Linked DNA regions of Mus musculus: region 2 is linked to region 1. A link is a loop called in an ENCODE intact Hi-C map of the cell type or tissue named here. Cell type or tissue: heart. All regions are shown on one strand. Region 1 overlaps Gm50595. Region 2 overlaps Pde11a (phosphodiesterase 11A).

Region 1 (4,000 bases):
AACAGGGACTCGTAAGACTTTCCAGTTACCAACCTCAAAATGAAGGAAGTAGGTCTTCCAAATGAAGGAGTCCATGAAGAAGCCAGAACCAAACAGTGTCTTGGTTGATTGATTGATTTTCTTTCTCCCATTCATGCATATCAACAGAGGATCTTCATGTTCTTTTTTTAAGATTTATTTATTATTACACATAAGTACACTGTTGCTGTCCTCAGACATACCAGAAGAGGGTGTCAGATCCCACTACGGGTGGTTGTGAGCCACCATGTGGTTGCTGGGACTTGAACTCAGGATCTCCGGAAGAGCAGTCAGTGCTCCTACCCACTAAGCCATCTCACCAGCCCCTCGTGTTCTTGTTTTGTTTTTTGTTTTTTTTTTTTTGTTTTTTTGGGGTTTTTTTGTGGGTTCTTGTTGGTTTTGTTTGTTTTAAACATGATCTCATCTAGCCCAGGCTATCTTCCAGCTAGTAGATGAGCCACAACACCCAGGTTATAGGGAAGGAAAACCTGGTAAACTAGAGTTAAGTCAGGAAAAAGAAAGAAACTATTCACCATAGTCCTGGAACTAGGGTGCTAGAATAAACACTTGGCAGGAGGCAGAAGATCTAGTGTGCATGATGTCCATATACTAAGCCTTTCATGGGAGAGTTCATTTCACCACCATCAGTAACTCCGTGTGGTGGGTGGACTTATCATCCTTATCTTATAAGTGGGAAAACCGAAGAAAGTGGCTAATACATTCCTATACAGCTAGAAAAGAACACAGCTTGTCATCAAAACTGGGTAGTGTAAGCCAGAGCTTGTCGCCATGGTATCACCTAATCAGCGAGAGTAACGGAGCAAAAATGGAGAGAGCAAATTAATGTTTTCAAGCGAGCGCCATGAGGTTACGGTCGCACAGTCTACCTCATTTATATGGAGAATGTGCACATAGGTTCTTTCACATCAGTGGAAAGACATTGGTCACCTGAAAAACGTTAAGTACTGCTCCACCATGGACACAAATAATCATTTAACAAATATTTATTCATCACCTCCCCAGTTTCAGGCCCTATGACAGATGATATGAATCTCTGCTCTCTGTTACAATCAACCGTGATGTTAGTGGCTGGGGATTATTACTAGAACTCAGAAGATGAACTACAAATCTCAGGTGTGTGTGTGTGTGTGTGTGTGTGTGTGTGTGTGTGGTTTTCCTTGGCTGTTTCCTTGGCTCTGTCTGCCTGATATCAGTTTGAGAATGAGATGTCCCTCAGCAATTACTGTGTTTAAATATAGCAGTTTCCAGTTGCTGATGCTGTTTGGGGGGATTATAAAACCTTTAGAATTCAAGGTCTGGGGCTAGAGAGGCGGCTCAGTGGTTAAGGGTACTCGCTGCTCTTACTGGGACCTGGGTTCACGTCTCAGCATCCTCATCAGGCAGATCACGGCTGCCTGCCTGTAACTCCAGCTCCAGGAGATCTGACGCCCTCTTCTGGCCTCTGCAGAAACCTGAACAAATGCAGCAGACACACACATACACATAAATTTAAAAAAAATAAATCTTTTAAAAAGCCTGGGGACTAGATCACAGACACGGCTAGTGGTAGCAGGTATTTAAGGGATACGGCTAAGCCTGACTCCTGTCCCATTTTCTGCTTCCTGATCTGCTGAGATGTGAAAAGCGTCCAATGCATGTGTGTACACACAGCCTAGAGCCTTCTGTCTACACTTTTCTGGCCATAATGAACTGAACCCTGGGAAACTGCAAGCCAAAATAAATACTTCTCTTCCTTGTTACTGTCAGATATTGTGTCTCAGCGGTGAGAAAACTGAGTCATCTACTTTGATTCCCATCTCGGTGAAAATATAAAACCCCAGGCTCAATGTAGCTCACAGATTCTCTGGAAGAGCCTGAGATTCTCCAGAGATTCTTTCTGGCCTTACGCCCGCACACACGCCTTGCAACCCGGTGGCCATGTGCAAACATAGCCCAGGCAAAGTGAAAAGTAACAAATAGAGAGCAAACATAAAAAGAAAAGAATTCAAAGATCAGCTCTTCACAGCTGGCCTGGGTACTTTTCTAGTGCTCAGAGAAGATACCAGGGCCGAGGCAACTTATAAAAGGAACGGTTTATTTGAGCTTATGGTGCCAGAGGGTGAACCCATGATCATCGTGGCAGGAAGCACAGCAGCTGAGAACTTACATGTAATCTACAAGTTAGAGGCAGAGAGAGAGAGAGAGGAGAAGAGAAGAGAAGAGAAGAGAAGAGAAGAGAAGAGAAGAGAAGAGAAGAGAAGAGAAGAGAAGAGAAGAGAAGAAAGAGAAGGAGGGGGCCTGGGCTTTTAAAACCACAAAGTCCATTCAACAAGGCCATTAGCTCTTTTTTTTTTTTTTTTTTTTTTTTGGTTTTTCGAGACAGGAGACAGGGTTTCTCTGTATAGCCCTGGCTGTCCTGGAATTCACTTTGTAGACCAGGCTGGCCTCGAACCCAGAAATCGCCTGCCTCTGCCTCCCAAACGCTGGGATTAAAGGTGTGCGCCACCACCGCCCGGCGGCCATTAGCTCTTAATCCTTCCCAAAAGGAAGGATTTAATCTTTCCATCAACTAGGGACCAAGCATTAAATACACAAGCCTGTGGGGGCCACTTCATTCAATCACCACACGCTGATCAGGCAGTACCCACATGCTGCCCACTAGATCCAGAGAAGACCCCTTATAGACTGGCTCACCTAGTGCCTGAACGACATGGCCAAATAAAGAGGATCTATTAAGACAAATACCCACCCATGGAAAAACTCTGAAGAAGGCCAGGGGTTTCTGCGGGGATCGGGTGAATACCAGGTTGTCTATGCCCCGATGTTTCAAGGGTCAGTGAAAGCCATCTGCACAACCGGAATGTATAAACGAACCCTTAACCGAAGCCCCTGAACAATGGCTCTACCTTGGAGTCTCCCTCCTCAGCTTGACCATCAGGCAGACTGTCCATGATGGGAAGAGACCACTGCTGAAGGGCCAGTTGGAGCATAGGAGCATGGCAGGCTTTGCCTTTCTCTCCCATCCCCTCTGCCTTGCTTGAAGCCATTAGATTCCTAAAGCTAGCCACAAAGGTCTAGTTCCTTACTTGGCCACTTCCTCCTCCTGAGGCTGACCTCAAAAGTCCAGCTATCAAAGTATTGAAGTCTAGCAATCAAAACCTCCCTTTGGCTCATCTAATTAGCATGTCCAGTTAAAATTAAGCACCTTATCCTAACACTGAGTTTCCCATTTCATCTTTATAAAATGGCATTTTGCTATAGGCCACATGTCTCCTCTCTGTCCAGAGGCAGCCCTTTGTCCTCTGAGACAAATACCTCTCCTCCTTTCTCCCTTGTTCCCTTCCCCTTCGCCCTTGTCCTCTATCCCTGACTTTGTCTCTTATTCCTTGCCTTCTGTCCCTCTGGGGCAAATAAATTTCTTTTGTGCTGAGAACTTGGTCTTGCTCCCAGGAGCAATACTTTTCCTAACAACTACTGACCTGGGAGAGGTTAACTATCAAGCAAAGGATACATGGGGCACAAAATGTGACAAGAAAAAGGGCGAACAAAAATATGGGAAGAGGATGATGGGTGGGAGCAGTTAAGATAAAAGAAAGAAGATATGTGTGTTTTCTTCTATGGGCACACAGGAAAGATAGCTACTGCAATCTTGGTGACCTTGTGGAAGGGACTTGTGCCTAAACAAGAATTCCAGCTTTCTTCACTGCCCCTTGAAAGGGAGTAAAGAGGCATTTCATTATTCTGGTATTTGTTAGCTATGTTAGATCCCTTTGGCTCTCCCAAGGTCATCTCAGAATGAGAACAAGAGTGGACAATTAGAGTTCTCACATGGAACTCAGTTACTATTCTCCAAGAACAAGCCTTTTTGAGGGAGATGGGTGCCCCAGAACATGTTTTGAGACCTGTGGTAGTCATTGATGAGTATGGGGAGGGACCATCACAGTAACAGTGTTTGTTGCATCTAAGCATTGGAAGAGTGCCT
Region 2 (4,000 bases), 450 kb after region 1:
TCCCAAGGGGGCAAACAAAGAGCTCTAATTGTATTCCAGAGAGATTCCTTTTGGGGGAAATTTTTTGACCTCAAGGATCAGGACTTATCTGAGAACGTCAGTCACTAGACCGCGTGAGATGCTCCAGCTTGAGGCTGGGACAGATTTCCCCCCTAAGTGTCCCTTCTGTTCTCCAGCTTGAATTATTGATAAAATGGCGTGGCTATCTCCCCAAATAACCTTGTTGACAACACAAAGGTGGACTGAAGAACACTACCTCCACACTGAAGATTTAGGATCCCCAGTAAATGTCAGGAGGTGTCAATGTGTGTGCCGTGACACTTGGTTATTATTAGTGTTTAACTGCCGGTCCCCACCAGCGCCATGCCGCCAGCACCACCATAAATTTTAATGTGATCACGTGCTCTTCCCTTTTCACAGCCAGCGAATTCTGCAAGATCATAATATCCTATATGAACCCTAGCTGAACCTTAGCGTGATGCGATAAGAGCGAGATTTTGAGCAATGAAAGTTGTTCGTCATTATAGTGCTTAAAAAAAAAAAAACCAAAAACCAAAATCCCGGACGCTGAGCAACATAGTTCTTCAAATAATATTTCCCTAAGATAAATTCACTCATTCAATTAATCTTTATTGAGCCCTACGGGAAGCAGGGCAATGCCCTAGGTGATAAAGAGTCTATTTATAAGACACTAAAGAATCCTGACTCTTAAGGACCCTTTCTGTTCCCCTTGGAAAATCTGTCAGAGTACACACCATTTATAATGCAAACAAAAAGTATGTCTGTAACTTAGACATCAAGGCACGCCTTTTAGTCTACAGAATACAAGCAAAAAAAAAAAAAATCCATTCCTATATCTGGTTTACCCTGTCAGTACAGGAGCCCTGGTCATAATCTTTCATTACACATGTGCACAACGGGCTAGCATTCCTTTCTCCTTACATAAACAATGAGAATTTGTATAGATACCATTGGTATATAGGTTTTTAGTCTCTGTCTAGCCATGGTTGATGAAAGCATTATCTAGTATATTTATTAGAGGAAGGCAAAGCTCAGGAAAAAAAATTAACTATATAGGTATTTCCTTCAAATAAAAGGTAACCTTGAAGCTTTGATTCCGCAATTTTAAAAAAATTTCCAGCGAGGTGCATGGAACAAATCAATAATCGATCAATGGGTTTCTGGGTGAATGAAATATCCACCCACGTCTGAATAAAACTGCTCGTGCTATAAACTTCCCCTTTGTTTCCTTTGATTTCTAAGGAGCTAAAGTTATTTGGTTTCCTAAACATGAGGCTGGATGCTGTTGCAAACCATTTTGAGTGAATAATCTTATTTTCTCTGTGTGAAATAATTTTAGAGATAAAAGCTAGGAAGTTGGTGCAAATATGCATGTGAGTGTCCAGAAGTTTGTGGTTCCAAACCCGTTCAGCAGTGCCCAGCTGCGCAACTTCCCCCTTCTCCTAGACAATGGGGTTAGGAAAATGCGCGATCAAATTTCAAGTCACGTGGAGGAGGCAGGATTCTTCTTGCTAACGCACAGTCATAAAACAGGCCCATCTTCATAGAAGGGGCTCTGTTCCGACAGACCGGCTTTGTTGGTGAATATTTTAAAGAAAACATTTATTTTTGCACTGGCCTGAATCTGTCGCGCCAGAAGAAAAGAAGCACTTTCAAGGAAGGTTGGTCAAGGTTTGACCGCTCACTGCTTCCTCCCCCCCCCCCCCCAACACCCCGCCTCCGGATTGGTTGGGAAACTTTGCCTTGGAGCGCCATCTAGAGGAAATTCCAGCACACATCGGGCGTCCTTTCAGTCAAAAATTTCCTTCCTTCTTTCCTTCCTTCCTTCCCTCCCTCCTTTCTTCCTTCTCTTTTTCTGTCCCTCCCTCCCTTCCTCTCTCCTTCCCTCCCTCCTTTGCTCCCTCCCTCCCTGCCTTTCTTCCTGTTGGCTGGTGGTAACTTGAGAAGCAGAGGCAAGATGATCAAAAGTTCAACCTAATGTGACCACAGAATTGAGGAAGGGAAACTGGGGTTGTGGGGAGGGGTGGAGGTCTGGAGAGCGGATGCTGTGGAACACAGATGCTGTGTACATAGAAACGAGGAGATGGGGGGTTTAACTGGGAAGAGGGGAGGGAGAGACGCACAGAGGGAGAGGGAGGGAGGAGGGATACATAGCATTAAGGGTGTTTGAAAAAAATTGTAGGGAAACATTTTTATGTTTCTTAAAACACACAAATATGCAACATGTGTGTGTGTGTGTATATGTATCTATACAGTTTAAATGAAGTGACACTTGGGAGTGATACTATTCTCTCAGGAGCTTTAGACTATCTAACAAAACACCCAATGCTAGACAGGCAGGGAAAACTTTCTCTAGATTTGTTGGTCAAGAGAGTTGGAAGAAACTTCCAAAATAACACAGCTTATTGCTGTAGCTAGTGGTTGCCTCTCAGAACTTGCAGGCAAGGCCTGTTCCTAGAGATGCTACATACGTCAGATATAGTCGTTGCAGGAATAAAGCTAGAACTGACCTGGAAGCCTCAGCCCTGAAAACTAGCTTTCCTAGTACCTGAAATGACTATGCAAGTTGACAAAGCAGAAAAACAATGAATAGCCCCACCCACCTGCTGAGCTTCCCAACCATACAACGACCAGCACTCATCAAAGGTTCAAGGAAAGTTGCAATAGTGACACTGATATCTCGGAGGTGACAACAGCTGTCTACTTGGATTTGTATCCTGCTTAAGAGGAGGAACTCATGCTTAGTGTTGTAAACCTAGCCAACTACCTATGACTTGCAAGATCAAGGACCCTAGAGGAGAACCTAGCATGGCTATTTCCCCCAAGGGTACAGTAGATGTCTAACTGTATTCTAAATATGTATCCTTATACCTGCAGGTGTAGTTCTCACTCCTCCTCAAAGAAGCTTCCTTTTGCAGCTTCTTGCAGACCAAGAAGCTACAACTGGTCAAAACGCTGAAAACAGCAGACCGTGGAATGCTCAGCCTCAGCTGAATCATGCACAACACAACTCACTCCTTTACCCAAGGCTCAGGGGACATCTTCAGGGATGGAGCAGAAAAATTGCAAGAGCCAGAGCGTCAAGATATCTGCTCTGAGATTGTGTCTTCTACATAGGACAGGGAAACTGCACCCAGGAAGTCTCAACAGCATGGCTGCCTAACCAAGATCTGTATAACACACCTGTTAACATACCAATATAGAGGAGGGAAATGTCACAAGGCCCCACTTCCAGATGAAGATCTAGAGGCAATGAATGGCTTCTGAGAGACGAAGTCTCAGTCTTCTCCAGGGACGGGCTCTCTGATGTGTTATCCAATCCCAAATGGTCAGCCCTAAACATATGTACATGCTAGCAACATCAAACAGACTCAGAAAGCTGTGTATATAACCAGAACTAATGATATAATTACAATTATGCGATTAAAGAAGATGAGGTCATGAATCTGAGAGGGAGTAGGGGGCAAGGAAAGGGGGATGAACAAGGTGGGGTGGAAAGTATTAAATACAGTATTCATGTATAAAATTCTCAAAAAAATAATGCCAAGTCAGGAGGCAGAGTATGTGGCAAGTATATTTGGTAGGAAGTGAATGAAATCAAAATACATTGTATGTATGATAGAAATTATTAAAGAGATCAAAACATTATGTTTTTAAAAAGAAGTTCAAGGGCAATGTCATCTACATAGCTAGTTTAAGGTCATTGAAGGGCAGCCTGGACTACATGAGACTGTCTGCAAAAAACAGACAAAAAAGAAAAGAAAAGAAAAGAAAAGAAAAGAAAAGAAACCAGATTAATAGAAAAGTTTGGTTTGGGTTTTAACTCGTTAGAATTAGAATATGTGGACCCTAGAACGAAGACAGAGTCTCAAAATAGTGAAAGACCCCAGTGGTCTTCAGGGATGCATATAGTTCTGGTGCCCACACATGGATATAACGTGGGTGTCCTTTACCACAGGCTGAGATCATGTTAGAAACT

The links. A loop is a pair of places that touch in the nucleus more often than their neighbours do. Peaks named below come from ENCODE experiments on the same cell type or tissue, not always from the same donor. Only the 100,000 strongest peaks of a DNase experiment are listed, where the experiment ranks them.
Region 2: a loop joins it to region 1, with 3 times the contacts of the local background. A loop is called at or near these places in 3 of 42 quality-filtered maps.

Annotation. Positions count from the first base shown.
Region 1 is chr2:75,620,590-75,624,589 of GRCm38, forward strand. The region is part of intron 1 of Gm50595; the gene reads right to left. Among named protein-coding and RNA genes, the nearest start is that of Gm39853, 9.2 kb to the left of the region's middle. In heart, no CTCF peak of the experiment used is centred here; a DNase peak (open chromatin) is centred at 1,812.
Region 2 is chr2:76,069,048-76,073,047 of GRCm38, forward strand. All of the region lies in intron 12 of Pde11a (phosphodiesterase 11A), which reads right to left. Among named protein-coding and RNA genes, the nearest start is that of Gm52518, 35 kb to the left of the region's middle. In heart, a CTCF peak has its summit at 1,804 (motif pointing left); DNase peaks (open chromatin) are centred at 1,494 and 2,004; H3K4me3 peaks cover 1,476 bases; H3K27ac peaks cover 2,244 bases.